Regions from separate parts of the Homo sapiens genome. Here region 2 is linked to region 1. Evidence: read pairs that join two places in POLR2A ChIA-PET (ENCODE). Cell type or tissue: MCF 10A. All regions are shown on one strand. Each heading gives the region's core, and the rest is flanking DNA. Links, peaks and the distances in the headings are about the cores only. Region 1 overlaps DAAM1 (dishevelled associated activator of morphogenesis 1). Region 2 overlaps DAAM1 (dishevelled associated activator of morphogenesis 1).

Region 1 (4,400 bases), core at 187-4,186:
GTCCTTGAATATTTTTACTCGCTGTGTCTGGAATCTTCCCCACTCCAACCTTCAATTCCCAGAATTCCTCTGGAATTTCAAGCTGTTCTTGGTGCGTGTTACAAGAGCTCAGTGACCAGCTATATCTTTTAGTTATGATTTTCGGGCTTATGGGTGAAGAGCTAGAATTTTTGTTCCTTGGCAAACCAGATTCCTGAAAAAGTTGCAGTATTTTTTCTTGTGTTCAGTTTTAAATGAATTTGTTGGCAAGATCCAAAAGCAGCTAGCTGTTTATTTCATTACTCAGTGCAATATTTAAGAACTAAATTAAACCAAATAATTAAAAACTCAGAATATATATATGACATGTATATATATTTATGTTATGTATATATAACATAAATATGAATTGTTTTCAGGAAAAATAGGCTTTTCTTCGATGTAGAAGGAAAAGTCAGAATCTTTTGCCATCTTTTCAACAGTCAGATAGTTTGAGTTTTTTCTCATATGAATAACTCATTGTGTTAATCCACTATATATATGCACCTTTGCACCTTCAGAGAGCAGAATGGCTCAGGTGTTATATCTGACTTTCTCACACTTAGGATCCTGGGGGCCTAGGGCAGTGCTTGGTCCAGAGTAGGTGCTCAATGAATGTTTGTGGCTTGAGTGAATGGATGTATAACTAATTACTGAAGCATTACACATGAGATGCACAATAAGTATTTGAGTGAATGTATGCATGCATGCATGAATTAATAACTGTGGAATCCTGCAGCAGTTGGGTTTGTATTTTAATATTCTCATAGTGGTGATAAGTTTGGGCTGATTCTTATACTCTGCCTGCACCCTATCCACCTGCTGTCATCCTGTTTTACTCTTTCTTCTCATTAAAATGTTAGTTACAATGGGGACACCAAAGTGGTTGGCATGAAAGTTAGCAGATTAAAAGGATAAGGGTGACAATGTTTAAGAAATATTCTTTCTCTTTAAAAGTCTCTGTACTGTATATTACGTGGTGAAATAAATAGCTCCAATGTGGGAAGACTTATTCTGCTAGATTGTCTTTTGACCCAATTAAAGCTTTAAAGTGTCAGACAAGCAGCCAAACAATCCTCTTGAGGGTGTGGGAGGGGCCTGGGCTGGCAAGAGCAGTGCTGGTGCTATCGAAGGAGGTGGCCATGTGTGGAACTTGGCTTCATGGTTGGTTGCCCACAGGGACTTAGGGTACCTTTCTTGTCTGTCACTTTACAGCTGGTGCTGTATCCCCGGAGATGAAGTACTTCCATTCAATTAGGAAAACATGCTTAGAAATTCTCTCTTTCAAGAACAACAGGCAATGGGGCCTGTCAGAGGGTGAAGGGTGGGAGGAGGGAGAGGATCAGAAAAAATAACTGTGGGTACTAGGTTTAATAGCTGGGTGATGAAATCATCTGTACAACAAACCGTGTAATACAAGTTTACCTATACAACAAACCTGCACGTGTACCCCGAACTTAAAAGTTAAAAAAAAAATTTATCTAGTAAGACTTGTCAACTGAAGTTGTACTAGATTATAGGTGTAAATACTGGAAATTTGGGTGGATATTTGGAGATGATTCTAACATGTTTAGAAAAAAGCTTATTTTAGATTACCGGAAAACTGTTGGTGATGCAGACTATTAAAACTTGAAGTCACTCTAATGAGTTTCTAGTTTAACGGTAAAAAAGCTGAATAAAAAGCCTATGTGTTTAGCTGCAGACTTTGTCTAGCCAACTGAATATAGTCTGCATTGCTTGCTATTAAGAGAAAAAAGGAAATAGTGTAAAAAACACTTAACCATTGGTAGTAAGAAACTAGAAATTATTTCTATTAGTCAGCCTTTGCTTGTGGTGTTTCTCACTTCTTATTTTTATGTATCAAATGAAAACATGTCTATCAGACACAGAGAATATTACTGTGTAGGTGGTGGTGAGTCATATTGTGGTATTTCATGTAATGACTAAGAATATTGGCAGAAATTTTACAGGCTGAAAACCTCCAAGGTTTGTTCTCTGTGTTTACCAATCCCTTTTAGGGCTTAAAGCTCTCTCTTGTTTTCCATTTATGTTTTTCCTGACTGGTTGGGAGCAGGTAATAATTCACTGAATGCACCTCTATGGAAACTGACAAAAATCTTACCTAGCTTTCAGATTTCTAACCACCATCATACTAAAATATTATTCTCAGAGTCATTGCAGTTAAATTTTAAGTGCTTCTTTGGCAATTCATGATTCCCAGATGAGATGGTCATTTGCTGTAATGGGGCTGGATGTTTATATATTTAATGAATTATCATAGCTTAATAGTACATTTTCTCCATGCATTTTATAAAAATGTTTTCTGTTTATTTGCTGCCAAAGCATCACCCTTCAATCTGCCATTAGCTTCTTCCTCTTGATGTTGTACTTATTATCACCATGTCATGTGTCTTTAGGTCACAGCTTCTTCCCCTTGATGTTGTACTATCACCATGTCATGTGACTTGAGGTCTGCTTAGGTGCCTCTCCAGGGGCTTAACTTATTTCTGGTAGTGTTGAGTTGTGGGGTGGGAGGAGAGGGTTAAACTCAGAAAAGGCACTGCTAATGTTGAGTGTATCCTTGAGATGAACTGAAGGCTTGCAGCCTGCTGGGCTTGTGGGAAACCCTTTCTGGGTGGAGTTAGGATAGGTGAATTGGGGCTGTTTATTCTGGACAAATATCTGAGGTATCTAATTTGAAAAATAAAAGTTAGACTTGTCTGAGTAAGAAAATGGTTGGTAATTCTGTGAACTCTGTACATTGAGTCAGATGGACAGGTACCTTATCAAGGACCATTAAAAAGCAAAACAAAAGAAAACAAAAAACAAAACCCCCAAACACAATCACATACAAATAGCGAGTTGATTGGCAGGCTAACCTCAAGGGCCTGTCTTAGCTTCTTTCTCTCGTTTTTCTTAGTCCTCCTGCCCATTCCCCCACCTCAATCATTATTTGAATGTCCTCAGACCTTATCTAAATATATATTTGTATGTATGTAAAGAGTTAGTTAACTCATTAGAAATAGATATCCTGAATTTCTTAGTGACTTCTCTTATTAGCCAAAAACTTGTATTTTATCTCATTGAAATCTATTGATTAGGTAGATTTTCAAATAATAAATGCTTTAGATATTGCTTTAGAGGTTTTATAAATGATCCCATATTTCAGTTTAGCTAAAATCTCTGAAAAGAGCTTTTTCTTCCAAAGTGTTAGTCTTTCAACTCATTCAAGACCCTTATTGTATATTATTTCAAAATTCCTTCCCTTGCTTTATCTAGCAAATGAATCCATTTCCTTCGATTGATTTGTAGCATGCCAATTGTTTTCTGATTTATGTAGGTTTCTCTACAGAACTGCCTGCTTATTCTACAGTGTGGAATTGGTAAGGTTTCTTTGTACAGAATCTCTTAGAAGTGGGGCTTAATAATGCACTTTGTTACGGATGAAGCCTAGAACTTTAGTTCCCACAGCTGGGCTTCCCTCAGAGGTCCTTTCTTCTTAATAATAAAAAAAAATCTTTTCTCCAAAATATTATAAATATGTAAAATATATAAATATATAAAAGTATAATTAATATCATCTCCAAGAAGAAGAGCCTTTTAATCTGTTGGTTTTAGTTTTTGAGAAACTAAAACTTTCTCTGGAGAGGCATGATGCTTGATGCAAAGGTTTCTCCTTTTATCTCTTGCTTAATCATTTTCCTTTGACTTTTAAAACTCTATCCATAGAGAATAACATGAAAAAAAAATTCTCTGACCAATGAAAGGAGCTCGGCCACCCAAGTCTAAGATGTAGTAAGATTTAGATTCTATACTCAACTAGGGTGCTTCCTGGGGTTTGAGTAATTACATCTGTTTGTAATCATAGTGAAAAACCTGGCTGTTAACTCACAGATGATCTGGTACAGTAGTCCTCCCTTACCAGCAGGGGATATGGCCCATCTAAAACCCTCCCCTCCCCTGTGGATGCCTGAAACCACAGATAGTACTGAACGCTATATATACTATGTTTTTTTCCTATACATATATATCTATGTTAAACTTTATAAATTAGGCATAGTAAGGGATTCACAACAATAACTAATAATAAAATAGAACAGTTATAACAATAGGTTGTAATAAATGTTAATGTGAATGTGGTCTCCTCCTCTCTTAAAATATCTTACTGTACTCACCCTTCTTTTGGTGATGATGTGAAATGATAAAATGCCTGTGTGATCAGATGAAGTGAGGTGAATGACATAGGCATCACGAGGTAGTGTTAGCCTACTATTGACCTTGAGATGAAATGTCAGGAGGAAGATCATCTGCTGCGGGTGAACCTGGCTCATGGAACCATGAGGATGCTGATGGTTAGATATTCATGACTAATGAGCAAGGAA
Region 2 (4,400 bases), core at 303-4,302, 85 kb after region 1:
ATTAGCCGGGCATGGTGGCTGGCGCCTGTAATCCCAGCTACTCGGGAGGCTGAGGCAGGATAATCACTTGAACCCAGGAGGCGGAGGTTGCAGTGAGCTGAGATTGCACCACTGCACTCCAGCCTGGGCAACAGACCCCATCTCAAAAAAAAAAAAAAAAGTATCAATAATTGTCATCAGTGAGTTGCTGCTCTGTACTTTAGACTTAAGAATAGCTGCCCTTTTCGGTGGAATAAACATCCCTCACTCTCCACCCCACCCCACTCCACTCCACCCAAGCCTACTAGTTATAAACCTGCAGGGCACACCCCATTTTAGGGTGGATCCACTGGGAAGGTAAACTTGAGCTTGTCTCCACTGGCAGTGGTTCAGATTCACTTAGATCACCCATCACATTACCCAGATTTTGAAAGATGCTCATTATGGGCCACAAATGTAATTCTTATCCTCTTTTTAGAAATTGTGTGCTTTTTGACATATATCTATGCAATCCCCATGGAGGCTCTCCCATTATTCCTGTCTCTTGAGAATCCCTGCCTTACATGATCCTCCAAATTTTGAAGTTAATGCAGGTAATATAGCATTATTGTGGGTTCTACCATTTGAGCATATAAATCATATGCAGATATTAACTATTCATATATTTATGTAGTTTAAATGAAAATAATTTGAATGTTTAATACTCTTCCCTTCTTCAATTGTAGAAACATTACCCTTTTGCACTATCTCATCACTATTGTGGAAAATAAGTACCCCAGTGTTCTCAATCTAAATGAAGAATTGCGAGATATTCCTCAAGCTGCGAAAGTAAAGTAAGTACTTACAGTGAGTGTTAGTTTCTTAAATCACTTGGATTGTGTGTTAGCCATTGAGGTAGTTTGCACTGCATGAAGTCAGTCCTTCTATTTGTTTTCCCCTGATCATTGTATGAAATAAAGTTTGAATCTCATCCAAGTCACTCAAATGTATTACAAGGTTTTGAATATATGTTTGTTCTAGCTTCTTTGGAATACTGCATGCAATTTTTAACTTTCATACTTTTAAAGGGCAGGTGTTTTAAATACAGGTAGGAGCACCTTAGTTAAATAAAGATGCATGGCTAAGCAAATAGAAGACCTAAGTGTCAGAACATTGCAATAATTTTCACATATGCACACATACTCCCAGAAACCAAGGCGGCTCTTTAATGGGAAGCATTCTTTATGCAAATGAAGAAACTAAAAATAAAATGGAAAGTTGCCAAACTTTTACCACAAACTTCACACCACGTTTCAGAGACTGAGAAGCAGGCAATTTTCCTTGCTGTTTTTCCCTCCCTCTTTTGGCTCTTTTTTTAAAACATAAACTGCATCTTTTTGCAGTGAATTTGAAAAGTATAATGAGCAGGCTCATTTTTTCCCTCTGTTCATGGAATCTGGTGGAAATATACTAAATAAGGCATGAAATTAAATGAAGTATTGGTGAGTTTCTTTATATGTTGTAAATTATCTGGGAGAATTAAGTTTCAATCTCTAATGTTTAAAAGCCATGAAATAGAAAGTGTTGTGTATGGGAGAAGCCCAAGAACCTTTCTCTATTAAAAAAAAGATGAAAATAAAAACTAGTTAATACAACTTTAAGAAAAATCATTTTTGATTGCAACTTAAGCCATTACCTTGTAATAGTCATATTATTGGGGCCTTAGTGAAAAGCAGAACACTGATTATACAGAGTACAATGTGAACATGATTGCAGATGAACTTGTTTTCTTTCTGTTTTCAAAGGGAGCCAAGTATGGCAAGAGATTTATTTCTACATGAAGTAATTTGCTGAAGTGAGATTTTTTTGAGTTTGAAACATAAAATATTTTTGTACAGATGGAAGATATTTCTATTCTATTTTTAACCTGTAAAATATACCTGCTGGCTACAGAAAACAAACATAATTTTATACCTACATTTCATGAGTTTAAAATACTGTTGTCTTTCTTTGAGATCTGAGCATGGAAGGGAATTTTAAACATTTAAATTAAAATAGGATGGACTTCCAAGCGTGAAATATTTAAACCCATCTTATATTTAATATGTGTAAGTCACATGTTGATTGCTAAAACATTGCTATTTACAACAGCATGACTGAGCTGGACAAAGAAATAAGTACCTTGAGAAGTGGCTTGAAAGCAGTAGAGACAGTGAGTATTTTTTTGTTGTTGTTCTAATTCCTGGTCTCTTCACTATCTCTAGTGCTGGTGGTTTTCAGCAGATGGGTTGTGTTGGCATGTGGTATGCCCGGGATAAACATTTATTGATTAAAAAATAAGAACCACCACCACAAGAAGCAAAGGCAGGTTATGTTCAGCCTGGCAACTTGATTGCAGGCAGCAGGGGTCGTGGATAAGTCACTGCAGCAGGAACTGGAAACTGGACCTAGTGTGCCACCAATTTATCTGTAAGGCAGGATTCATCAGGATGAGTGGGCTGGGCTAGATGATCTTCAGGGACGCTCTCAGTTTCCAAGTGCTGCTAATATATGGTGTTCACTTTCGGTAGAGCAGTAGAACTTCTCTGTAGAACTTCTCAGTTGTTTTTGACTTGGTCCTTTGGGGAGTATTTACTAAGCAGACAGTGTAGTACATGCTCTAGCTGAGGGTCACGATGACTCAGAATCCTTGTCCTCCAGGTGTTGCAATAATCGGAGCAGCCACTTCCCTCAGCCTGGCCGCATCCAGATAAGCAGAGTGATTACGGAGGTGCCTTAAGGAAGCAGCGGGTTGAGGGTGCTTTGGAGGCATGAGGAACAATTGGCCCCTATTGGAGGAAGCTTCTCTTTTGGAAAAGAAGTTGTTTGAGCTATGGCTTAAGAGGGTAGGGTAAACTTAGGTGCATAGAGGGAGGTTATCCCAGGCATACAAGACAACCTGGGCCCAGGCCTCTGAGGAAGGAAAACCAGTCAGGCTGGCAGACTGGACCTGGTAGGATGAAACGTGCCTGTTGGCACAGTGCCCTGCGGGTACTCTGCAGATGCAGCTGCCAGCGAGAGAGGGGGCAGGGATGAGAACAGGCTGGCAGAGTAGCGTCCCTGGTGTCTGTGCTCAAAGCAGCCATAGCTTGGGCCTGCTCTGGGTGAAGGAGACGGATTTGCAGGCAGCTTGGAAAGGTGCCTCTCATAAGTATCCTTCAGATCATTTATCAGTAATGCTGTGAGGACTCTCCCTTCTTTTCGTTTTTGAATCACAAAACTGCCATAGAAAGTAGTTGAATTAATTAAAGACATACCTCTAATAAAAATTAAAGTCACAATGTCTAATTTTTTTTTCAATAAATTAAGGAGCATGTGAGGTTTTTTTCCTTTTTTTTTTTTTTTAATGTAGGGAGTAGGGGGCAGTATTAAAAAAAAAATTCTACTGATTGAACTTTTTCTCCCAGCCCCAGAGGGTCCATGGTCATTATGATGGCCCTAAAGCCTGGCTCTGACCCCTGCTTCTGAGCCAGGTCAGAGCAAGGCCTGGGGTGGAGGCTTCTGGGGAAATTTTGTGTTGTTGCTTTATTAAAGGATAGTTTTGCTGAAATCACTCTATCCCTTGGGTCATATACACTGCATCACACTTTTTATAGGAGAGGGGCTATAGAAGCCTCCCCTACCCTTGGAGGTGACGTAGTATTGTAAGAAAATAGTGGGGGCAGAGCTTCGCCTGGCCAAATATATATGTGTTCTAATTGTGCTTTACACAAATTAATTATATTGTTTGAAGGTATCAAAGATGAATATTTATGAAATTATACATTAATGAAACACTTTCAAATGCCTTTCCCGTCCCCACACTGAACACAGATACACTCACTTTCCAAGCTAAAGTACTGGAATCATGGCAATTTCTTCCAATCAGTGCCAGCTCCATAATTGATGAGTTTTCACTTCCGTTATTTCATTTGAGTGTAGTGATGATGTGGATGTTGCCCTCTTACAAAAAAAAAAAAAAAAATCAATAAACTGAGGCCCAGAGCAACATGCCATGGTTAAGAACCAAATCAGTGGTAGAGCTGAGTCAGAACTGATAAACTGTGATGACTACGCTCCTGCTTGTGAAGATCTCTGCCAATGCAAGAAAATAAGGGAGAATCCAGTTTAAGTCAATTGGTATACAACATAGTTATTACCAAGACTCTGGAGTCAGGCAGGCCTGAGTTCAAATTCTGGCTCTGTCACTGGTCAGCACTACTTCAGGGCAAGTAATATAGCCCTCCAAACCTTAATTTATATGTTTGTATAATGGGAATAGTGATCCCTCACTCATAGGGATGTTGTGAACTTTAAATAAGAATGTGCATCTGGCAATGATTAAATTAACCATTAACATTAGATTTGAATCATCTGCGTTCATTGCTGTGATAATGGAAATATGGATAATTAACAAGAGACTA

What was found. ChIA-PET counts read pairs that join two places held together with the same protein. Peaks named below come from ENCODE experiments on the same cell type or tissue, not always from the same donor. Only the 100,000 strongest peaks of a DNase experiment are listed, where the experiment ranks them.
Region 2: POLR2A ChIA-PET joins it to region 1 with 15 read pairs; 3 of 35 experiments call an interaction of 5 or more read pairs at or near these places.

The regions. Positions count from the first base shown.
Region 1 is chr14:59,273,953-59,278,352 of GRCh38, forward strand. All of the region lies in intron 2 of DAAM1 (dishevelled associated activator of morphogenesis 1), which reads left to right. Among named protein-coding and RNA genes, the nearest start is that of DAAM1, 87 kb to the left of the region's middle. In MCF 10A, for the core only: no CTCF peak of the experiment used is centred there; a DNase peak (open chromatin) is centred at 1,949.
Region 2 is chr14:59,358,693-59,363,092 of GRCh38, forward strand. It overlaps DAAM1 (dishevelled associated activator of morphogenesis 1), which reads left to right. Exons shown (of 25, transcript NM_001270520.2): 21 at 705-812; 22 at 2,110-2,170. Among named protein-coding and RNA genes, the nearest start is that of GPR135, 100 kb to the right of the region's middle. In MCF 10A, for the core only: no CTCF peak of the experiment used is centred there; DNase peaks (open chromatin) are centred at 2,669 and 2,969.